2 separate regions of the Homo sapiens genome follow, and region 2 is linked to region 1. Evidence: chromatin contacts called from ENCODE Hi-C data. All regions are on one chromosome and are shown on one strand. The core of a region is the stretch at or near the end of the contact, and the rest is flanking DNA. Distances in the headings are between cores, read along the strand shown.

Region 1 (3,443 bases), core at 228-2,727:
GTTCATCACTGTCCCTTCCTGTTGACTCATTTCAACTTGGGATTCACTATGACCACTAGATCCTTTTCCTCTCTATTTCTCTTTAAGTCCATTCTAACCACCTGGACATTATTTAATCCCAAATTCACAATGCCCACCTTCCCAATCTTTAACTGACTTGGTGAGCTATTAACAAGAGTTCTATTTGACCCAACGACTCACGGAGGAAAGAAGAGAACTTCACATTTGTGGGACTGGCCACAATATGCACTCAGGAGCTGTAGGACTAATGGCCACTCCTCAGAGAGTCCTTGGGGTAAGTGAGGCATAACAGAGAGGCTAACTATAGTAAGTAAGTGGGCTGAGCCTGGCCTGGTTGCTCTCAGCCTTTTCCGCCACTCATTTCCATCAAAAGACTGCCTTTAGGAGCAACGGAGGTTAATGAAGCTGTCCACAATGGGGCAGCCAGCGGTAGTGCGACTGAAGTGGAAATCATGTGAGTTAGGTGAAAAAGTACAAACTGGCCTGATTCAGGGAGCTGCCACCCAGCTGGAGAACAGGTGTTACCTCTCAGTGGGCAGAGCTGCACAAGGCCAGATCCTCTCCCTTCTTAGTCACGAAGGTGCCCTCTGGCTCCAAGGGGAGGAGAGGGAACCAGACCTCACTCCCCAGGCCTCAGACCCCCCATCTCTCTCCATGTCCTTCCCGCTGTGACCTCCTTCAACGGTATAATCACTCAGCCTGTTAGGCACTAAGTAGTAAAACTGGTCAACCTTTAAAACCACTTTTCATTACGAAGGCCCAAAAAAAGATAAAAGATGAAATTTAATGGGGGGTGGGGGGGCACAAGAGGGTGATTGAAAAAAACACAGATAATTTCTGGAATTGGATCTGTTAAGCCTTACACATTAGTCCCCGCCCTCGGAAGTAAGGGCCTGTCATTCTGTAAAGGGACGCAGCCACACGCAGAGAAGGTGGAGGTCTCCACCCCTTCCCTCTTCGTCCTCGCCTAGGAGGGACCGTGGTGCCAGTAAAACAGGGACTGGCTGGCCCAGAGCCTTGGGGATCCCCTCCTTTGTCTGGAACCCTCTGGCTCACCGCATCCTTCCTCGGGGCCGCATGGCCCTGCCCCACAAAGCAGGCGTGCTGGGGGCTGCTTGGCCAGGAAAGCGGACGCTTGCAGGGACCACGCTGCTGCCTCTCTTCTGCCCTTTTCCCCTTAGTTTTACAAGTTCCCTGTTCGTTCGTTCTTTCTCTCTCTCCTCTCTCTCTCTTTCTCTCTCCTCTCTCCCGTCTCTTTCTCTCCTTCTCCGTCACTCTCTTCCCTCCCTCTCTCCTCTCTCCTCTCTCTCCTCTCTCTCTCTCTCTCTCTCTCCTGCGAGGAGCTTCAGATTTGTGGGTTGTTTTTAATGCATTCCGGATGCCAGATGAAATTTTGGCCCGGGCTCACCAGTTCCTCTGCTATTGGGACTCTCCCCACCTCCCCTCCAGGCCCAAAGCCGCAAGGAGAGAAATAGGCGGGCGGGCGCCATCTGTTGGCAGTTGCCTGGAGCCGCACGAAGAGGTGGAGAACTAAGGCGGGGCGCAGGTTTCCAGTAAAGAGCTCGATCCGTGATCCTCGTGAAAGAATTAATGTCTACCTGATGAAACTTCCTCGAGGGATGGCCCGGGCAGCGGCTCACGCCTGTTATCCCAGCGCTTTGGAAGGCGGAAGCGGGAGGATCTCTTGAGCCCAAGACTTTCAGACCAGTCTGGGCAATGTGGCGAGACCGTCTCTACAAAAAATAAAATAAAAATAAATTAGCCAGGTGTAGTGGCGCGCCTGTGGTTCCAGCTACTTGACAGGCCGAGATGGGAGGATCGCTTCAGCCCAGGAAGTCGAAGCTGCAATGAGCTGTGACCACGCCACTGCACTCCAGCCTGGGCGACAGAGCAAGACCATGATATTTCAAGAAAAGTCCTTGAGGCAAAAGGTGACCTGCTTTAGAACGCCTCAGTGCTTAGACATGAACAGTGAAGGGGACTGAAGATTGTTGGAACACGGTGCAGAACCCTCTTAGTCTCGTTTTGTTGCCTTATTATGTTCTATTTCAACTTTCAAAAAAAATTGCTGGCATTAGCATGTCGAAAAATTGGTGACATTAGAATGTCAAATTCTTTGAAGGATGGGGATTTTTGCATTCAGTTTTGTGTTCACCAAAATAAGCTAGCAGGAGATTCTGTGCAAGTTGACTTATAAGTATATGGTTTGCTGAAATCTTATGAGGAGAGGGAAATGTAAAGTAAATGAAGTGGAAATAAGTGGTTGTTATGGTTAGGAAAAGGCCATCGTAAGGCTTCATGGCTAGCATGCAGGCCACCGAAGTTCTATCCCAAACAGAAGGAAGCTCTTGTAGGATGGTGAGTTATGGTAGGGTTCTAGGAGGAGTGGGTGTCAGCCTTTTGGGAGGGGGAATGGAAGGGCTGGGAAGGGTGGGAGGAAGTGAATGAAGTTCCAAAGCCAGGAAGCTAGGCACAACCCTGTGAGTAGTACCAATACCTAAGGATGGTTTCTCAGGGACACTCAGAAAAAAGAGCCCAGTCTCCTGAGAGCAAGCATGCAGCCCTATCCCCACATTTTCCCCTGAACATGGTCCTGTCCACCAAATCAGGCCTGAGGATCCTGAAACACCTCCAGGCCCTGGGCCCTCACCCACTAGACAGCCCAGGAACCAGGAGCCTAGGCCTGAATAATGGGAAGCTCTGGTACTGGGCTTTATATTCCTGCATTTTCAACAGGAACAAGACTATGATGTGTGGGGTTTCACACCCTTTCTCCCTCCCTTTTCCTCTCAGAGCCACCTTTGTCTTTGCCAATTTGTCCCTGGGGTTTGGTGACACAGAGGCAGTGGCCAGAAAAGAGAGGCAGAATTGAAGTCGTGGTCATGGGGCTTTTGCTTCTGGACAAGGCTAAGATTTACTTGGATATGAACATAAAAATAAGGAGTTGCTGGAAGAGAAGAGCTGCGCTTTGGATGGGTTTATTAAGAGTTGAGAGCGCGGAAGATGAGGCAGCTTTGGAAATCAGCTGCAGTAGCATGAAGGATACTGAGAATCATTTTAATAAAGACAATTTTTTTTTAAGAGACAGGGTCTCGTGCTTTGGCCCAGGCTAGAGTGCAGTGGGGTGATCACAGCTCACTGAAGCCACAACTTCCTGGGCTCAAGCTGGGACTACAGGCACGCACCACCATGCCCAGCACATTTTTAAAATTTTTTTGTAGAGACAAGGTCTCACTATTTGGCCCAGCTTGGTCTCAAACCCCTAGCCTCAAATGATCCTCTCTCCTCAGCCTCCCAAAGTGCTGAGATTACAGGTGTGAGCCACTGTGCTCCACGGAGGATGAGGTTTATAAGGTGATTTCTGGTGCATCAAGAAGGTATTTTCCTCCCCTCCCTCTGACCTTCAGGGGCTTCTTGAGGGA
Region 2 (3,710 bases), core at 492-2,991, 91 kb before region 1:
TGGGTGGTTCCTCAAGTATGTCCAGATTTAGTGAATATCTTGAATCCGTAGAACAAGCCTGAGAGTTTCACCCAAATGCCATCTCCGTGAAGAGGCCCTCCAGATTCACGGACACCCTCATTAGTGAGTTCTGGCAGCTGGCCGTTAGATGTAGGACTTTTAAACTCAAATTTAAAATGAGTCTGCATGCCTGAGTGAGCAGAGTTGCTGGGAAATATTATGCTTCAAGGCAGTTCAGGCCAACTCTCCCACGATCTAAAATCCTTCTATTAAAAAAGTTATAATTCATCCCGAATAAATTAGCTGTCCTCTTTGAGAAATCTTCCTTTAATGTTTTGCTTAATCCATCAACAATTATTTCATGAGCACCTGCGCATCCAGGCTTGGCAATGCCACGGATTCTAATTCCTTCTCCTATCCTCACTCCTCATCCTCATCAAGAAGAGGATTTGCCTCTGATCCTCCACCATGACTTGGGCAGCCACTGAAAATGATGCTTTAAATAAATGTGTTGATGTGGAAAGACGGCAGGGCTTATGAAGGAGTATGTATTTCATTCCATTTTCATAAATATGTAAATAGTATGTGTTTAATCCCACTTTTATAAATATATATTCTTGGGCAGATTAATATATATTCATGTGTATATTTCAATAAAACAAAATCTAAAAGGATATATACCAAGGTGTTAGCAGTGATGATCTCTAAGTAGTGGAATTAATTTTCTTTTCTTTTAGCTTCTCTGTGCATTTTTTCTAAAGGAAACACATATTATATGTTAAATCAAAAACGGAAAATGTTGTAAAGGAAACAGTGGCATTGAGAGAAGATGGTAGTTAAGTTTGGTAGCCATTTAAAGAGGTTTACGGCTGGGTGGAGTGGCTCATGCCTGTAATCCTAGCACTTTTGGGAGGCTGAGGCAGGAGGATCACTTGAGTTCGAGACCACCCTGGTCAACACATCAAGACCCCGTCTCGACCAAAAAAAAAAAAAAAATAGCTGCACATGGTGGTGCATGCCTGTAGTCACAGCTACTCGGGAGGCTAGGGTGGGAAGATCACTTGAGCTTGGGAGGTCGAGGCTGCTGTGAGCCGTGATCACGCCACTGCACTCCAGCCTGGGTGACAGAGCGAAATATTGTCTAAAATAATATAAATAAATAAAAATAAAGAGGTTTATATGTTTCTGGTTGGGGAACTCAAAGTTTTTTCTGAGACTAAAGCCTTCTGTACAGGAACATTTTAGGCCTAAACAAAGAGAAAAGGTAAAGTTTATATTTTTCCTATGTGACCGGGACTAAAAAACATACATACATAAATATAATTTTATATTTTTAAAATGATGCCTTTGCAACCTCCTCCTTAAAATGAGGAAGGAATCTTCTCTAGTCTGGTCCAGCTGATTCCTGGCGCTGCCTTTGTTGTTCTTACTGAAACAAAGGCTGCAGAAGAGACTAGAAAAAGCAAAGAGAAGCTAAATTGATCTGCATACGGAAGAGCATAACGCTAGCAAAAACGGGGGAAATACACAAAATGGGGAAGGAAGTGGACAGAGCTGGAACAGAGAAGGGGAGGGAAAGTAGGGCAGAAGAGGTGCAGCTGGGATTTTAGGGGGGAAAAGAAGTAGAGAGGAGAGAGAGAGAGAGAGAAGGCATTGAGCAATTGCTCTGTCTTGTGGCCTTTGGAGCAGGAGGAGAGAAGGGAAGTGGAAGAAGTGGAGACCTCATTCATCAAAAGAAACTGTAGCAGAGCACGCACTTTGCCTCCTCCTCCAGAAAACCTTCAGTGAAGACAGGCATTGCTCTTGAGGGTTGGGGCTCTGGTTTGTACCTCTGGGGATGGATTAGCTGAGATGAGACTTACAGCTGAAGCAAGAAGGCCCAAATTTAGTTGGATCTGAAATTTTGTTTTGCAAAATTGGAAATCCAGTCAGCTGAGAACTCCCTAGGACTCCACCTCATCTGGCAAGATCAGGAGACAGCCCCACCCTGTCTTTGCTGAGCAGTGAAGGGCAGTCAGATGGGCCATTGGGATGGGCCCTAATCCAGTGTGATTCTACTAAATCTGGGCCTTCTTGCTTCAGCTGAAAATCTCATCTCAACTAATCCATCCCCGGAGACAAAAACCAGAGGCCCAGCCCTCAAGAGCAATGTCGTTCTTCACTGGTTTTCTGCAGCCCCTTTCCAGGGACTCCACCATCTCATCGTGAGCCCCAGCAACAGTATTTCCACGTCACTGGCATCCTGGGTGCCGGTCCAGGGTACCCATCTGGATTAGTTTCCTAAGGCTGCTGTAAAACTGACACAAGCTGGCTGGCTTTAACAACAGAAATTGGCTGTGTCACAATTCTGGAGGCTGGAAGTCCAAGATCAAGATGCTGGCAGGGCAGGTCCTTTCTAAGGACTGTGGGAAGGAGCTGTTCCGGGCCCCTGTCCGGGCGTATGGATCCATCTTCATCACGGCATGGCCTTCTCCCTGTATGTCTGTCTCTGTGTCCAAATTTCCCCTTTGTTTGAAACCAGTCACACTGGATTAAGGCCCACCCCAATGACCTCACTTTAACTTGATCACATTTATAGAGACCCTATCTCCAAATGAAGTCACCTTCTGAGGTACTGGGGGTTCGGACTTCCACGTGCCAATCTGGGGTGGAGGAGACACAATTCCACCACCATGCGCACTGACAGCCCCATGGCCGGCGCACACCCTTGGTGCCAGCCCCAGAGTGACTGGCGGTCACTCTGGGGGCCCCTCCCTTTTCTTTCACACGTGCTCACTTTGCAGCTGTCCAGGCCATTCTGCCCTCATCTGAGGAATTTGCAGAAATTCCCCAGAACTCAGGCTTGGTGATTTCACCCTTCCCTGTTTTCAGCCAGCACAGAGTTTTGTCCTAGGCTTCTGTTTCTCTGCTGAATTCAGTAGGGATTGAGGAGGGAGCAGAGACTCATGGGTGGGTTCAAACCCCTTCCTTGAAGCTGATGTTGCTTTAAATCTGCTTCCCTGGAGGGCCACAAGTGGGCCAGGACGCTGTGTATGGTCCTGCAGACAGCTTCCTGCTCCTGCCCCGTCCTGCCCTTGGACAGAATTGGGCCGTGGACTCATTTTCTTAGGGGACTCCTCCAACCCTCATGGGGACACATCTGCTCCTTAAAGCGTGGGTTCTCTGCTACAGATTCTGAGGGAACGGTCTGTAGCTGGAGAGACTGAGGAATGAAAGGTACATTCAGGCCATGCAGAGTCACTTAGCTGAAGGGTGGGGCGGAGATGGACAGCTGGACAAAGGGGCACAGAGAGGTTCGGCCTGAGGAAAGTTGAGAGGAGGGACTGCATTATCATGGAAGGACATGCTGCTTTGATCCGGATGAAGGAGCTCCCATGTCTTCTAGCCATTTAGGTGCAGCAAAAGATTTGCATTAAAACCCAAGTTACTGGAGTGAAATACTGAGGGGAATGTGGTTCATGAGAATAGCAATTTACATTTGAAAAACATTTTAAATCATGTCTTAAAGGATTCATAATTGTAGGGCTTCTTAAAACTAGTGGTTTTCATTCAGAGGCCCCAGGGCATGCTTGGATTTCCCGCACAGGCTCCTGTGGCCAACTCCAGGGAAAAAGGAGAAAGGATTGGAGCAGATGCCAGAAGCACCCCGCTCTTTCCTCTCCAGCTCACCCTGGCTTGGAGCAGAGACGTCATCTATCACTTGTTTGGTA

What was found. A loop is a pair of places that touch in the nucleus more often than their neighbours do. Pooled maps may share reads with other maps.
Region 2: a map of gastrocnemius medialis shows a loop between it and region 1 (4-fold over the local background). The contact joins two enhancer-like sites. A Hi-C loop is called at or near these places in 14 of 168 maps with a recorded cell type or tissue (CD8-positive, alpha-beta T cell, DLD1, astrocyte of the cerebellum and 9 more) and 9 of 50 pooled maps.

The regions. Positions count from the first base shown.
Region 1 is chr17:15,501,479-15,504,921 of GRCh38, forward strand. The region is part of intron 4 of TVP23C-CDRT4 (TVP23C-CDRT4 readthrough); the gene reads right to left. It also overlaps a transcript of TVP23C not described here. Among named protein-coding and RNA genes, the nearest start is that of CDRT3, 32 kb to the left of the region's middle. Within about 2 kb of position 1,478, at least 19 of the 41 ENCODE cell types and tissues checked have a DNase peak (open chromatin) inside an H3K27ac peak, as active enhancers do; they include gastrocnemius medialis and psoas muscle, where a contact is called at or near this core.
Region 2 is chr17:15,410,017-15,413,726 of GRCh38, forward strand. No RefSeq gene overlaps it. Among named protein-coding and RNA genes, the nearest start is that of CDRT4, 56 kb to the right of the region's middle. RefSeq lists an enhancer at 1-246. Within about 2 kb of position 1,742, at least 10 of the 41 ENCODE cell types and tissues checked have a DNase peak (open chromatin) inside an H3K27ac peak, as active enhancers do; they include gastrocnemius medialis and psoas muscle, where a contact is called at or near this core.